Linked DNA regions of Mus musculus: region 1 is linked to region 2. Evidence: chromatin loops called from intact Hi-C (ENCODE). Cell type or tissue: heart. All regions are shown on one strand.

What was found. Hi-C counts contacts between places; a loop is a spot of excess contacts. Peaks named below come from ENCODE experiments on the same cell type or tissue, not always from the same donor. Only the 100,000 strongest peaks of a DNase experiment are listed, where the experiment ranks them.
Region 1: it touches region 2 in a loop (3-fold over the local background); 2 of 42 quality-filtered maps call a loop at or near these places.

What each region holds. Positions count from the first base shown.
Region 1 is chr6:117,547,868-117,555,867 of GRCm38, reverse strand. No RefSeq gene overlaps it. Among named protein-coding and RNA genes, the nearest start is that of Gm9946, 7.8 kb to the left of the region's middle. In heart, a CTCF peak has its summit at 3,350; a DNase peak (open chromatin) is centred at 3,317; H3K27ac peaks cover 1,122 bases.
Region 2 is chr6:117,485,785-117,493,784 of GRCm38, reverse strand. No RefSeq gene overlaps it. Among named protein-coding and RNA genes, the nearest start is that of 6820426E19Rik, 5.4 kb to the left of the region's middle. In heart, no CTCF peak of the experiment used is centred here; DNase peaks (open chromatin) are centred at 3,534 and 3,824; H3K27me3 peaks cover 656 bases.

The DNA of each region.
Region 1 (8,000 bases), 62 kb before region 2:
AGTATGTATTTCAAGAAGAGAGCCAACAGGACAGTTATGAAATAGCCATTTAGAATGAACTTTCTTGAGCTAAAGAAAGACTTAACTTTTCTAAATAACAGAATTAGAGGGTTTTTTTTTTGTTTTTTGTTTTTAAACACCTGGGCTTATATACTAAGTTGCTTTGATTTCAAGACCAAAACAAAACAACAACAAACTCTCCAAAAAACCCCAAACAAAAAACCAAACCAAACTGTACTGGCTAGTTTTGTGTCAACTTGACACAGGCTGGAGTTATTACAGAGAAAGGAGCTTCAGTTGGGGAAATGCCTCCATGAGATCCAGCTGTAAGGCATTTTCTGAATTTGTGACCAAGGGGGGAGGTCCCCTTGTGGGTGGTGCCATCTCTGGGCTGGTACTCTTGGTTCTATAAGAGAGCAGGCTGAGCAAGCCAGGGGAAGCAAGCCAGTAAAGAACATCCCTCCATGGCCTCTGCATCAGCTCCTGCTTCCTAACCTGTTTGAATTCCAGTCCTGACTTTCTTTGGTGTTGAACAGCAGTATGGAATTGTAAGCTGAATAAACCCTTTCCTCCCCAACTTGCTTCTTGGTCATGATGTTTGTGCAGGAATAGAAACCCTGACTAATACACAAACCAAACCAAGCAAGCAAGCAAGCAAACAAACAAAAAACCCCAAATTCAATGAGGAGCAAAGCAGATGACATTTGACTCCAACTTTGCCTTTGAAACAGAAAGCTGACATTAACCAATCAGTCTCTGCAGAATCAAGATGAAGCAAAGAACTGTAGGTCATATGAGGCCACCAGGCTAAAGGAGAGATGTTTAGGCCAGTTAAAGGGAAGGTACTCAGGCCAGGTTAAAGGGGAGGTGTCCAGGCAAATCTGGGGGTATGTTACTCTACAAAAGCTGCTGTTGAAAATGAAAATGAGTCTTACTCCAGCACCTGCACGGGTGTCTTTTGGCTACATTGCAGCAGGCAGTAGACGTTTGTATACGTACTCTCAAAACTATATACCCTACATGAGTGCCTGGAAAAACTAGCCTTACTTGAGTTAGATAAGCCAATTGAGTGAGGCATCAAAACACCAAACTCAAGAGTGGCGGATTCATGGTCTAATGAAAAACAAACAACTCCTTCCCCCAAAACGAAACAAAAAGTCATGAAACAAAATTAATTCTCAATATTATATTAAAACATAATAAAATGCCTAAATTTTTGAAACTGATCTCATGCTTTAAAATCATTAAATTAATAATAATAACTGTACTTCAAATACCACCACCAGCAAAAACTGAGGATTAAGTGGCCAGAGAACAAGGCAGCACAGAATATTCTTTATAATTTAGAGAAAACGGTCAATTGACATCACTTTATTTTGATAATAAGAATTAGATGAAATGGATTTGAATGCATATCCATTAAGCATCATTAATAAAAGAATAAAAAAAGTAGATATAATTTTCAAAATCACAAAGGAAAAGTCAGAATGAAAAAAAAACCTGGCATATGAAAAGGTCTATTAGAAAGGAAAATAAAATAGCAGAAATAAAACCAAGTATATGAATCCTGTTACGAAAATGATTATGATGAATTTTCATCTTGAATCAGAGAATTTATATTAGGTTAAAAAAATCTAATAATTGCATTAGTGTGCCTAGTCAATCCAAAAATACTAAGATAAGGCAATAGGAAAAGATACAGTGGGTGAATTCAAATACTAGGAGAGCAACAGCCGGGCCCTGAACAGGGGACAGAATGGGACTCATGGTTGACTTAGTCAATATAGTAACCATGTTAATTTATTTAGCTAACAAAAGGATCACCAATGGCACTGTAACTTTGCATTCTTCACTGGTGAGTATAAAGAATTGAGTGTAGTTAATCAGAGTTTAGAAAACATGAGAAAGGACTGATACTATAGTGAGGGTGACAGATCAGGTGGACAGAAATAGTAGGTTCAAACAGCATCAGCCACTTGTATAGCCCGGATGGGGAATACACAGCTTCTCTACATCCTCATGGAGCCACATCCTCACGGAGCCACATCCTCACGGAGCCATGTCCTCAGGACATGAATTCCCCCGAGTAACTACACTCCCACCAGTGCCCAGCTTTGGCTCACAAAGACCAGCCAGTGCTTTTGCAAGGTCCTTGGGTGAGGGCTATTGTCATAGGATATTAATGGAGTCTGTGATGAGCATGTCACACGATATGAGGCTGTCAGCATGCACTCAAAAGAGAAGCAGAGAAGCCGGGGACTAGTCACGAGTGCAACTCAACCCCTATACACCCGTTCTTCCGTAGCCATGGGGTTCCCCAGCACTGATGCAATCAAATGGAGTTAGTGTCGCCAATAAGTAGCGTCTCCAGTTTGAGCAGAGCATTGGTTTCCATAGATTCTCACTCCCTCTTGGGTTCCAGGCATGTGGATGTGTTTCTGAATGCTGCTGCCATGGTGTGTGTGTGTGTGTGTGTGTGTGTGTGTGTGTGTGTGTGTGTGCCACTCTCAAAGGCCCCTGTTTAGACGAAGGGATCTTCATTGTAAGTCCTAAACAGTCTTGCAAACACACCCTTGTCATCTAGGCAGGTGCTGGTACTCAGCAGTGAGACCTTTGCAAAGTGATGTCTCACAGCCACAAAGGAGCTAGCTCAAGGGAACGTAAACACCCAACATGCAGTGTGTTGTCAATTAGATTTAGCTTTTTCTAGAGTGCTTTTTTTTTTAATGCAACGTATGGGGTGCACACCTATGAAATAAAAATCGACTTGGCTTAGCAGCAAGCTTAGAATATGATTTCAGGAGTGAGGTGCACTCAAAATGTGACCTGCACGATGTGGTCCCCAGCCCCTTTTTGATACGTGGAAAATGTAAAGATAGACTGCTTTGTAAGCTGCCCATGTAGCATCTTGACAATTACTGGGACTGTGTCTTAAGGGAGCTGGCCTGTCCTCATCTACTTAGTTGAGTCTGACCAGGAAGACTGAGGACCAAAGGTACCTGCAGTTGTTCGAGCCCCACTTGTCACCTGCTATTGAGAGTGACCTTCACCTCTGCCCTGCCTCTCCCCTGGAGAGGCTTGTCTGGATTGACATATGCACACAATCTCATTGTTAGCTCTGTTTGATTTAAATTCATATTGGCTATTTGCAACCATATGATTTCATTCCACACAGCAGTGAAACTTTTTTCTCCAAATATGGACTCCCTGAGTGGTAATGAATAGAGTGGCCTGGGCAGAGGAAACGCAGCCTCCTCCCCGGGTTATTCCAGGGGAAGCCTGGAAGGAAGCAAGCCTTGCTATTTCAGGAAAGCTGATGGGTGCTGCAGCCCAGGCTGCACTGCAGGGCTGGGGCTGGGCGGCAGCTGTGCTCCATCTCAGCTTCAATAGACGGGAGCTGCCAGGTTTACATTGTTTAAACACTTAACTAAATTAGCCATGAAAAGAAGGATGGGAGGAGCCCGGGTTTGTGAGGGAATTCAAGCCTTTCTCTGGCTTCACACATTTAACCACACATACACAGCATGGGATTGCTGGTGGCCAGAATATCTAATTAATATGAGCTCTGGGTTCACAGAGAGATGCTGCCTGAAAGAATAAGGCAGAAAGTAATAGAGTGGGACATCCAATGCCCTGGCCTGGCCCCTGTGTGTGCCTATAGGTATGTGCCTATAGGCGAGCATGCATGCACACACTCACATACACACCACCCATACCACACACACACACTCACACACACACACACTCACATCATGCCCCCAACCCCCAAACACACCCTTACACCCTCTCACCCCCCCACACACACAAGAGAGAGAGAGAGAGAGAGAGAGAGAGAGAGAGACAGATTTTTTTTCAAAAAATTTCCAGATGAAATCTGTAAGACATGGTGTGCACCTTATAGCAAGCTGAAAAGAAAAAACCCAATAATAATAACAAAGATGGCTGCTTCTGGAAGCTGTACCTTCTGGTGACAGGCCAAGGCTCTAGGGATCTGGGCTCACAGGCTGAGCCGAGTGCTGGTGCCACACTTCAGCTCATCAGTGAGGGCTAGCCTGGGCAGCTCACCAATGAGGGCTAGCCTGGGCAGTGAGTTGGAAGCCTAAGGATGAGAAAGCAGGGACTCCAACACGGTGGATAAAAACACTCAAATGAAGGTCGAAGCTGGTGGGTTGAGTGCTCTGAAACACTGAAGGCTCTGACCTGCTTACTGGATTTTTGGTTTACCTACAGCTATCCAGAAGACAATTGATGTAAGAAGGCCAAGTGCGGGCTTTCTCAGTTAAGATTGTGTCTAGTGGATGTCCATGGAGCTCTGTTGTTGAACTTACAGTCTATCATATGTTAATCAAAAGGTTGACTGGAACCACTGGCATATTTATCTGTCATCGATTGACTTCAACCAGGAAGCATGGGGGCAAAAGGTCCTACAGTGGCTGCAGGGCCACTTAAAATATGAAGCTATATGTGAAATGACAGAGTCAGGAGTGGACATAAACTTCAACATGGTAAACTGAGTAAAGGGGAAAAGGCGCTGCTTCCAAGAGTATGGAATGTATGTGTGGAAGAGTCTAAAGTTCAAGTCCACACATACATTCCATGAGAAAAGTATGTATGGGAGACCCGTGTCCAGTAGAGGCAGCATGCAAGAACATGGTGTGGCTGAAGCAAAGTGACTGATGGTCAGGAAGGGCCAGGGCGGGCTCCCTGGAGCAGCGCCAGCAGAAGTTGATCCGGCTCCCTCCAGTCCAGGGTAGTAAGCCCTGTGCCACTGCTAGACCAGCCCTGGGCCATTCATTGCTAGACCCTCCCTGGGCCGTTGTGAGACATGCCCTGGGCCATTGGGAAACATGTCCTGGCCCATGGATGAGGCGTTTCTGGTACCGTGAGTGGCAAATAGATAAGTCCCTCCCACAGAACTCAGGGAAGGGCCTGATCTGTTCAGTCCTCTTTCAGAAACACAAAAACCGCTTCCTCTGAATCACGACACGATCCTAGGTGGGAAACTTTCAACCTTCAGCCTGGGAGTCTTTCTAGGGACTGAATCTTGCTGAGGTGATGAGGGCATTTTCCGGCTCCAGTCTGTCGGCTCCCGTCTTCTGTGCTGAGGCCGGCCTCTTGGGACCTGACACCTGGACAGGTGTGCAGGATCCATGGTCCACGCCCAGAGCATCAGCCTTGCGGATGTGTGCTCTCAGCTCCAGATTTGGAGGCCCCACGGCACTTGTTTTGGGGGTGGCAATGGAATCGTGTTAGCACTTCTAGGGCTTAGGCTGGGGAGACTTGCAGAGCTGTGTAGTCTCTGCTTGTTTCTCAGTGAGAAGCTAGGCTAAACCCCGTACTAGATGTAGATAGTGGAAACCCAGTGTGAAACGGATTTTCTAGGTTGCAGGATTATGCATCCGTGTTTCCCGGGGTTTCTATGGAAAGATATTTGATATTATTTGCTACTCTATTAAAGGGGCTGGAGAGATGATTCGGTGGTTAAGAGGATTGGTTGCTCTTCTGGAGTACCTGGGTTTGATTCTCAGCACCCACATGGTAGCTCACAACCACCTGTAACTCCAGTTCTAGGGGATCCATCACTTTCTTCTGGCCTCTATGGGTACTGTAGAGGGTGGTTCTGATGTTTTGATTTATTTGGAAATCTAAAGGTCCTTGCCTTCAATTGGTTTCTCCATCTATCAATAAAGTTGCCAGTAGCCAATGACTGAACATGGGGCGGAACACTGAGAATTGCAAAGATAGGAGCAGTGAGTAGGTCTAGGATGCAGTGAGAATCTGGAGGACTGAGGGAGACCGTGTGTGCGTGTGTGTGCGTGTGTGTGTTTCTATTATTGGATCTGAGTTATCTCTTGGGCAGTGAGTGCACACTACTCACCAGGAACTTAAAGCTGTGTAGACAACTGTGGAACATTTAATAATGTAGGCAAAACACTCATACATATAAGATAAAAATGCAGAAAATGTAAACATCATTTAAAAACAGCACTAGGTAGACACATTGTTATACTTTGAATTGTGGGTCCTACAAAGGTCCATGTATTTAAGGTGTGCACCACAGACCGAGACACTGCGCAGAAGGAGTAGAAACGGGAGGGGGTAGAGCCTAGTGGCGAGAATTTACGTCACTGAGGTGTGCCCTTGAAGGAGACATTGGCAGACCTCTCCCCCTCCATCCCTTGGCTTCTTAGGTGCCACATGCAGATCTCTTCTGTCACTTGCTCCTGTCAGTCTGATGTCACAGGCCTAAAGCAGCAGAGCCATGTGACGAGGCACTGAAACATCTGAAGAAAATACACCTTTCCTCCCATAGGCTGACAGTCCTAGGTAGTTTGTTCCAGTAACGGAAAGATGACTGACACATGGGGCGAGGTCACTGCCAGGAGGAGTCAGTTTTGATGTCACACATGCATGGTGCTGCCCTGTGGGGGCTGAGACCCCACTGTTCATTGCAGTCAGAGCACTGAGATTCTCTGTGCTTTAGCTTCTCTGGTGTCAAGTTGACTTTGTATCTTCTCCAATTCTGGATCTTTAGACCATGGACAACCCACCTACTTGATGTCTTTCCTAGAAAGCAAATCAGTCCTAAGGGTCCAACAGTGGCCCTAACAACTAGATTAGGAAGTAGACGCCTGTTTGGTTCTTGTTCACACTCACGAAGCTAGATCTTTGTCCCACTCTGAGCCACCCTTGTCTCTCCTCTCATATGACTTTGTGGGAGAGTATTTCGAAGGAGCAGAACAGATAGACCTGGCCAGCTGAGGGTCCAGATCTACCATGTTCTCAGGCAATTATATGCACATCACAAATCCATCCACACTCTATGGGGCAAGCCCAGGAGTAGAGCAGGAGACCCTGGTGTAAAGAGATGCACTTCAGAGATTTGGGAATGGAGGCAGGGTTAGAGCACTTGCCCTGCTGTAAAATGCCATGGGCTGGTTCATTTATAAAGAATCGGATTATTGTTCTCACATAGAGGCTGGGAGCCCATGATCAAGGCCCTGACACTGGTCCCTGGGGAGTACTGCTGAGCATTCTGCTTCTCAAATGCCCCTTGGATACTGTGTCCTTAAATGGGAGAAGGTAAAAGCTACAGAAGTATAACAACAATTTTGGAGTTTTGGTTTCTTTGAAAAAACACAGAAGTATTATAAAAATATATTTTTGTTCTAATCCCAGGTGTGCAATATGGGGCTGCTTCAGATTGTCTACAGCAGCGGACTGATTTATCTAATGTTCTAGCAGGGGAGTAATTTTGCCAGCTGCAGATAGTTTCTGCGATTGTGTGATGTTTGAAATTCTGGGGACTTAGAGAGTATATAAATGCTAGGGCCCCAAGAGGTGGGGAGGAAGGTTGTTGTGGATTGTCATTGGTTGTTGTGGGTCATGGTTTGTGAGTAGTCAAGTGCAAAGGAGAAGAAATTAGATATCCTGATGACAAAGATCAAACTTGCCCCAAGGAACTTGAACCCCTAATCAGCAGGAAGCAGTCTAAGGATAATACTGCCTCCTTTCCTTTTCTCTCTCCTGTCTTGTGTTAGAAGGTTGGAAGGGTTGAAGAAAGAAGAGCCCACAAAGCAGTCAAGGTCTGGCTCTACAGCAGGGCTCCCTTAGTCCTGGAGCTCTTAAAAAGCTGCTGTTTTCATCCATGCAGGCAGCGCCCTTAAGACTTGAGGTCTCCTGCTGACCTCACCTCTGAGTTTTGGCCCTAGACAGTCGGTTAAACCCTTAACACCCAATGTAATGTATTTGGAGATGAGGCCTTGGGGGTGTGATGTGATTTAAGGGTCACAGGTGTTTGGCTTCCATTGATTCATGCCTGTGAGAGCAGGCACCCTCACTTTCTCTATCACGTGAACATGTAGGGAGGAGGTGGTGAACGAAGGCAAGGAGAAAGGACTCACCAGGAACCGACCTGGCTGGGACCTTGACCTTGGATCTCCAGGCTCAGAACTGTGAGAAACAAACTTCTGTAGTTTAAGCTATATTTCTAAAGTATC
Region 2 (8,000 bases):
CCAAGTCTGTAAATATCTACTTAAGTCCCTGCTTTCAATTATGTTGGGTACACATCCAGAGGTGGGATTTCTGGGTCATGTGGTAATGCAGCATTTATTTTTGTTTGACTTTTGTGTTATAGCCAGAATTACAATTCCTACTTTTATTAGTTACAGCACTGGGGACGGAACTCAGGGCCTTACACATGCTGGGCAATTGCTCTACTACCAAGCCACACCTCCAGCAGCATTCTTTATGTTTAAAGGGAAGACTGAGGGTGAAGGTGGCCCATTTTACCTGCAAAGAAACTGGCTACCTAATCAATAGCATAAATCACTCCTCCTGAGTCACCAGATAAGCCAAATACAGTGTAAAGTATCCTTACCGATGACCATCTCTCTCTCTGTAGAGTCTCTGCATGCTTTAGAATCTCAGGAAGCCATTATGAGAAATGATTCAGTCCTAGGGTCTCTGCTCATTGAATATGAATATAGTAAAATTATTCTTTCCTGTGTGGTACTCCTCCCTTTGAAACTTCTGTTGTGTTGGTTGTGTTGATAAAAATGTAGTTACCATAGTAAGAGCCATGCTGTCTTTTTTTTTAAGGAAGGGTCCATTTCTCTGATCTCATTGCTCTTCATGGCATCACTGATAGGATCAGTCAAAGCCATGATGATACACTTTGTAGATAAAAAACAGAACTCAGAGTGTTGGGGTTGGGATGCCTGTCCTGAAACTTCCACCTATTCCTCTGAATACAATATCCATCCTATGTGGTTAGGTCAGTGATAGTGGGACTATTTTGGCCAGTGAGGTCATTGCCACAAGCCTTATAAAAAGGAGTGTCCCGTTAGTGGTTCCTGGCCTAAGAACCGTAGGAACAAGGGAAGGATGGAGGAACGTGTTGGTGGATCTAGACTATCTGGTTTGCATTTGAAACTCAAAGGGATAATTACTATTTCTCATACCTGTAGTTTCTGATTTATCACCAGAGGCTGTGGTGAAATCCCCTAGAGGAGGACTTCAGGGTTAGTGGAAACTGAAGCACCTTTTTCATGAACACTGGATGAACCAAGAATTAACTATAGTGATGATTGCCTGTCTGGATGGTTAATGGGGAGACAGTACACAATGGTCCAAAGTTGACAGAATCAAAGGCAGCAGAAGATATCAGAATTAATCCCTAGATACTTTGGTTGGTGGGTGCTCTTAAGTCTCAAAGTTACTTTGCCTCCTGGGCCTGGGATACCTGCTAGACCAATGGCCAGCGGATCCCATGTGGCCTTGTAAGAAGAAAGTCAGATGAAGACTCAAAGCCTTGAGCATTATGGTGTCTGCCAAGATGTTCTAAGCTCCATGGATGTAGCTGAGTTCCACATTTGTCCTGGACCAATAGCCTTTCTCTGGATTGATGCCAAGTTCTGGGAGAAGGGCCTGGACACCAAGTTGACCTCACAGGCAACTTTTACACTACTGTCAGCATTTTCATACACATTCTTATGAGCTGTGTGCCTAACTAGCCTTCAGCTCCCAGAGACAGGTGTGGTAACAGAAGGGCTGTGGAGAGGTTTTCCACCTTGATTTCACCACTAGACCTGACTGCAGCATGAGCAAGCTGTGTAACACTCTGTGCCTTCATCAAACTAAACTGTGGGAAAATTCAGCTCAGTCATTAAAGACATCACCAAAGGAATGCATTTGGGTTGATGAATGAGGCACTTTCTGCTTTCCAGGCAACAGGAGAAGAATAGAGATGACAACTAAGTTCCTATCACAGTCTCAGGAAAACATGCCCAGGCTCTGAATGAAGAAATAGCTCCTCTTAGGCCTTTAGTCTCTCCTGGTTTTAGCCCCCAAGTGCCTCTGTGATAGTCTGCAGGAGCACAAAACATTTTGCAGAGAATGGGGAGCTGGCACCAGGCTGCATCCCATTTGTGTTAGAGACTGGCTTTGGTTCCCAGCAATGGCACTCGCACACTGGGTGAAATGGCCAGCTCATGATGAGGCCCCATGTATTCCCACTTTCTCACCTCCATTTGTAAAAGTATATATCCAGCTCACTTTGTCCCTCCAGTCTAAAATTTATAAGCAATGAAGCATTCCCTTTGATCTGTCACTGAACAGAGGAATATCAGAAGTCACCTGCAGTGCACAGTGGACAATTGCCATCCAGACTCATGAGATGGAGCCTGTCTCTTTTTCTCCAGAACAATAGAATGTAGCCACCCATCATACAGCCTCCTGCTGGGGTAGAGCCTGCATCCCTTTCTCTTTAATAATAGAATGGATCCAATTTGCCTGAAACAGAATTGTCTGTTTCCAGCTTGCGGAAGCTGCTCCTGTCAAGGGGTTTGACCATCCTGTTGGAGAAGGGAGTCTGGTGAGTCAGGGGTCAAGCTAGCAACCAAAGGGGACTCTGGGCATTAGTGAAGCTGCCACCAAACCCAGTGGATCCCACAAAGCAATCTCTGTGCGCCAGCCACGTGTCCCAACAGCAGCCCCACTGCAGGCTTCAGGCTTCGGAGCAGCTGATGCTAATCATGCATGTTGGACTACTTACGGATTTCTCCAGTGCTGGGGGCTGGTGGAAACCCACATGCGAGCACATGTAGGGAGAAGGATGCTTGTCCTGTGTCCTTTCTAGTCCAATGAAGGGATAAACTAGCAAATAATTAAATGTGCATTTTTCTGTTTGCTTTAACAAATTTAAGAAAGCCAGATGTAGTGGTTTAACGCAATTAGCTTTCAGTTTGGTAGGTCAGAGGACCAAAACAGGCCTCAATGGGCTGAAGTCAGAGCATTGGAAGGGGGGTTGCTTCCTTAGGAAGTTTCAAGGGGACATGTTCTCATCCTCTCCAGCTCCTGAGAATCCCTGCATCCTTGATGCATGACCCTTCTTCTACTTCTGGGGGCCATCAGGTGTCTGACCTTCAGATCTCTTTCTGCCCTTCCCCAGCATCCTCTTTCACTCAGGGGGCCACTGCCAGCCTCACTGATGCAGCCCAGGATAACCACTTATAAAGTCTCTTGTGTTGTGTGAGGAAAGCATGTTTATCAGCCAAGAGTGTGTAGATTTTGGATGTGGTCTTCAGGGCCACGGAAGAACTACTGTGCTTGGATTCTTCATAAACTGGTTGTTCTTGTCTGACCTGCTCCCTCCTTTAAGATACTGCATCTGTCCCAAAGTGACCTTGACCCAGTGACAGGTTGAAATGTGGTATAAAAGCTCTGGCACAATGCCAGTCAACTCCAAAGAATCACTTCAGCCCAGAAGTCCCTGCAGAGCTGCATGTGAATTCTGTCTGCCTGCACCCTGGGCTTACTGGACATAGTAGGTTTGGGTGATTTTTGGTACACAGAGTTGACCCCTTCTGCCTTCACTCTACCACGTTCTGTTCTAAATTCAGTATAGTTCTCACCCTTCAGTCCTGGACAGCGGCCTTATGGATTACTCAGAGCTTCCTGGGTGCTGAGGAAGTGGGCCTGAGCACAGAGTGAGAGAAAGGCCAGGGGCAGAGTCTCTGAGGACATTTGTGCAGAGAAACCTGCTTGGTCTCTGCTGGTAATGGGCCAGAGATGCTCTGGCCTCCCATCTCCCATTTCCTGCCTCATCTGGTCCAGTACTGAGTGGTACAATGTCCTTGACCAGTTTCCTTTTGGAGCCCTGGCACTTTTCAGCAAGAGTAGTGGAGATAATGGCAGCCAACCCTGGTCACATTTGCTGCAAACAAGACCTGGCTTTATTATGTATTTTTATTTTTGCTTAGAGTTAATGTTTTGGTTTTTAGTTTTTACTAAACTCAAATCAGTTCCCCAGGATACGTTCCCCAGCCCCACCCAAACCTCAGATTCCTTCCTCTGGGCCTGATCTTTGTCCCAGTCCTTAGTGGAACAGGAGTTTGCCTTGCCAAAAGGTCTCCAGCTTTGGGCCAGGCAGCCTTGCAATGCTCCACCTTCCCCGAAGGACCCCCTAACTTCTCAAGGGGTTATCAGGATCTTTCCTAGACAATTGCCAGGGTCTTCAGAGAGAGAACCTTCTGAGAATTTTTTTTTTTTTTTGCCAAAGTCTTATAAAGCCCATGCTCATGCTGGAGTTGATGCATGTTCATTTTCTTACCTAGGTTGTTCTTATTGATTGACTTCTGCATTCGACTCTTCAGGCCATATGGAATACACACACACACACACACACACACACACACACACACACACACACACACTACACCATACACTTTGAAGTATCATTTTGGATGATTCTCTAGCCAGTGCTCTCCAACTCATTTGTTTTCCAATTCATTCATTTATGGTTTTTAACATTTCTCCTGCCGTCATGATGTTATATCCCCAGCAGCGAAGTACATGCACTTGGATTGCTTTTTCCTGGCCAAGCTGTCTGTGCAAAGAGCCATCAAAAACATGCTGGGCCCAGGAGGGGCTGGGACCTTGGCCAAGGAGCCCCTCATGGTAGGGCAAGCAGGTCCCAAGGAAAACCACTGGACTCAGCCAGCCAGATTTCAGTGAGATGACACATGTCATTCAGCAGTCCTGACGGAACATCTATGGGGAATCCCAGATCCTCTGCATGCGGGTAGGTGTATAACAGGATGCAGAAATAGGTTTCTTAGGACAAAAGGCAGCCTGTAGACAAGGAGGGGTGGCAGTGGGGGCTCCAAAGAAAACTCCAGTCATGAAGACCAAATACCTTCCCATTATGGTGGTTACTATGGGGGTTGGGGACAGAACAGAACAAAAATGACATGTGACCAGGAGGATATGATGAAGCCAGAGTCCTTATGTCTTGCTGATGGAAATGAAGCAACCATCATAGGTGGACAGTATGGCAGTTCCACAAAAATGAAGCACAGAGTCACCACACTATCTAGCACTTCCACTGGATTTGTCCCAAGTAGTTAGAAGTGAACATGTTAGGAGAACTTGATACCCATATTCATAGTAGCATTGCTAACAACAGCCATAGAGTAAGACCAACCCAAGAGTCTATAACCCGTGAAGAGTTAAGCCAAAAGGTGGTTCATAAATGCTTGTTCTTAAAAACAAAGGAATCCTGATACACAGTTCAACAAGGCATTATGCTGTTGGGAATAAATCAGTCCCAGAAGGTCTGTCAGCCCATTGCTCTGCTGCAGCTAGAATAGTCAAATTTATTGAGACTAGGGTGGAACAGTAGAGTCCAGAGACTAGGCCAGGAGCAAAATTGGTTATGTTGCCAGCACAACATCATGCATGTATTTAAATAAATGGTACACTTTAAACGGATACAAACAAAAGAATGCATTAAGAGAGAGAAGAGGTCAAGTAAAACTATGTCTCCAACAGACCCAAAGACTCATCCCCTGGAAAGGAAGAGACCATTGCAAAATCAAGCCATCTGGATGGAAGGCATATTGCAGCACAACAAGGCCAACCGGGTGCTAATGCACACAGGAAGCCGTGCTAGGCATCCTTAAAACTCTTGGGGTACATGTTCCCATTGAGTGGCCTTCTGTGAGGGAAGCATCAAAGAACAGGAAGAAGTGCGATGAAATCTAGCCCAGCAAATCAAAACTACTCTGAAGTCACCCCCAACATCCCAAAGGCCAGAGAAAAAAGCAGAGGCATCCACTAAAGAAATCCACACCAAGTAGCCAGCAGCCAAGTAGCAAGACCTCTACTGAAGGAAGTGCATGAGACAGAGGGAGTTAACTAGATGTTCTTCAGTTGAGGGATGGATAGTAAAAATGTGTTACGTATATATGGTGGAATTCTATTAGGCTGTAAAACAATGAGAATCATGAAATTTGCAGGTAAATGGGTGTCACTGGAAAATATTGTATCAGAGAAGGTAACCCAGTGCCAAAAGAACAAACAATGCCGCATGCTCTCTAGTTTTTTGTTTGTTTCTTTGTTGTTTGTTGTTTTTGTTTTTTGTTTGTTTGTTTATTTGATCCTAGCTCCAAAGAAGATAACTTGAAAAAACATACATGGTCCAGGGAAGTAGAAAGGAGCTGTCCTGGAAGGTGGGAGAAGGCACTCTATAGAGAAGGACAGGACACAGGTGCTGTGGAGGAAGGAGGGGACAGGTTGGGGTAATAGGGAGGGAGAGGAGAGTGGGGGGGGGATAACACTAAGGATGTTTGAAAACCCATAGCGAGACACACGCGCGTGCGCACACACACACACACACACCCCTCCTTGAACAGTTGTTTAGGGAGGGTTCTAGAGACTCCGCAGATAAACCAGGCTATTGCCAATGGCCCTGGTGGCTTCCCAGAAATGAAAGGTGAGACCTTATTGCTGAAGATGCCACACGCTTTGCACACAGGATCTGGAGGAATGAAGCTGGAACCGACCTAGAAGTCTCCTCTCTGAGGACTAGCTCTCATGGAATCCAAAGATGCTACACAAGTCAACAAGCAATCAAAGCATCTTTACAGTTCTACCCAGCAAAAGCCTATGAGCAACAACAGTGACCAGGCCCATGAGAAAGTCACAAAGGTGCAACAGTGACACTCTAATCTTGGGGTAATCAACAGCTATTTGATTGGACTTAAGCTCCACTCAACAGGGAGCAATTCATGGCTAACACGATAAACCTAGCCAACCACCCATGGCTGGAGAGGTCACAGATGTGAGAAGAGAACCTACTACTGCCATTTTCCTAACCTAGTATAGTGTCTAACTGTATTCCAAGTACTTATCACTATACCCATGGGTAAGTGTAGCCCTCACCCCTCCTCAACGAGGCGTCCTTTGGCAGCTGACAGAGAGGCTACCATGGAAATCCATAAAAGAATAACTGATTGGGGGATGCCCAACCCCAGGTGGTACATCTGTGATGCAACTCTCATAACTGAGGCTTAATAAAAGAGGTGGAAACTAAGAGTGAGAAGACTAGGGTGTCTGCTGTTAGACAGTGACTTGTAGACCTGACTGAGATGCTCCACACATGAAATCTCAATGATGTGCATGTCTAAACCAGACGTGCATAATGTCAACACCACTTGGTGTGCCAATATAGATACGAGAGAGCTCACAAGACCCAATTCCTAGATCAAGAGCTATAGGCAACCAATGACTGGTTAAAAGGAGAACCGGTCTTCTCCAAGGAAAAGCTTCCTGATAGGTCACCCAATCAAGTGGCCATCCTAAAATCCTGTACATAAGAGAAGAACTAACTGGGCTTAATAAGTGTGTATATGTGTGTGTGTACGTTGTGTGTAATAGGAACAATTATAGATGTCATGATTTAAGAGGAAGGGCACTGAAGAAGTTGGAGGGGAAGCAGTGAAGATGGAAATGAAGAATGTAAATGATGGATGAAATTCTCAAAAATTCTAAATTAAAAAAGTATACGAGTATGATACGGGCTAGACAGATTGTGTGTATATATTTAGGAATACTTAAGAAGGGAATGGGAAAATGGTGTAATTATATTTTAATTTCAAATTAAAAATATGACTAGAGTACATATACATTTCAAATGAAGAAAGAGATATTTTTCCACCTGAACTTCTGTGCAGATAAAATAATCAAGATTTTTTTTTCATGCAAAAAATATAAATTTTGGGAGCAAATATATCCACAGTTAAGTTCCTATTCAGCCATATTTGTAGGGGAATTCATGGGACAAATCATAATGTTAAGCTGAATGAGCCAGACTCAGGAAAACAAATAACACATGTTTTTGCTTATATGTAAAATCTGGATTAAAGAAGCAAACAGATCCAGTTAAAGGGAGAGTATTTGGAGAGAGTGAAGAGGTCAGGGGAGGGAGATGAGAGAGGGCGATATGATCAAAGGACATGATAGAAATGTTTGAAAACATCTCAGTGAAGTCCATTATTTTGCTCAAGTAACATATACAAAGAAAAACAAAAAAAAGGAAAAATTACATTTAAATAATATTCAAAATAAACCATTGAGACTGTTGACATGGAAGGGCTTACACTCAAACCCAAGAGTCCGCAGTGGTTTGCAAATGTGCTGTGGGGAAGCAGCTGTCTCTCACCTGCTTCAGCCT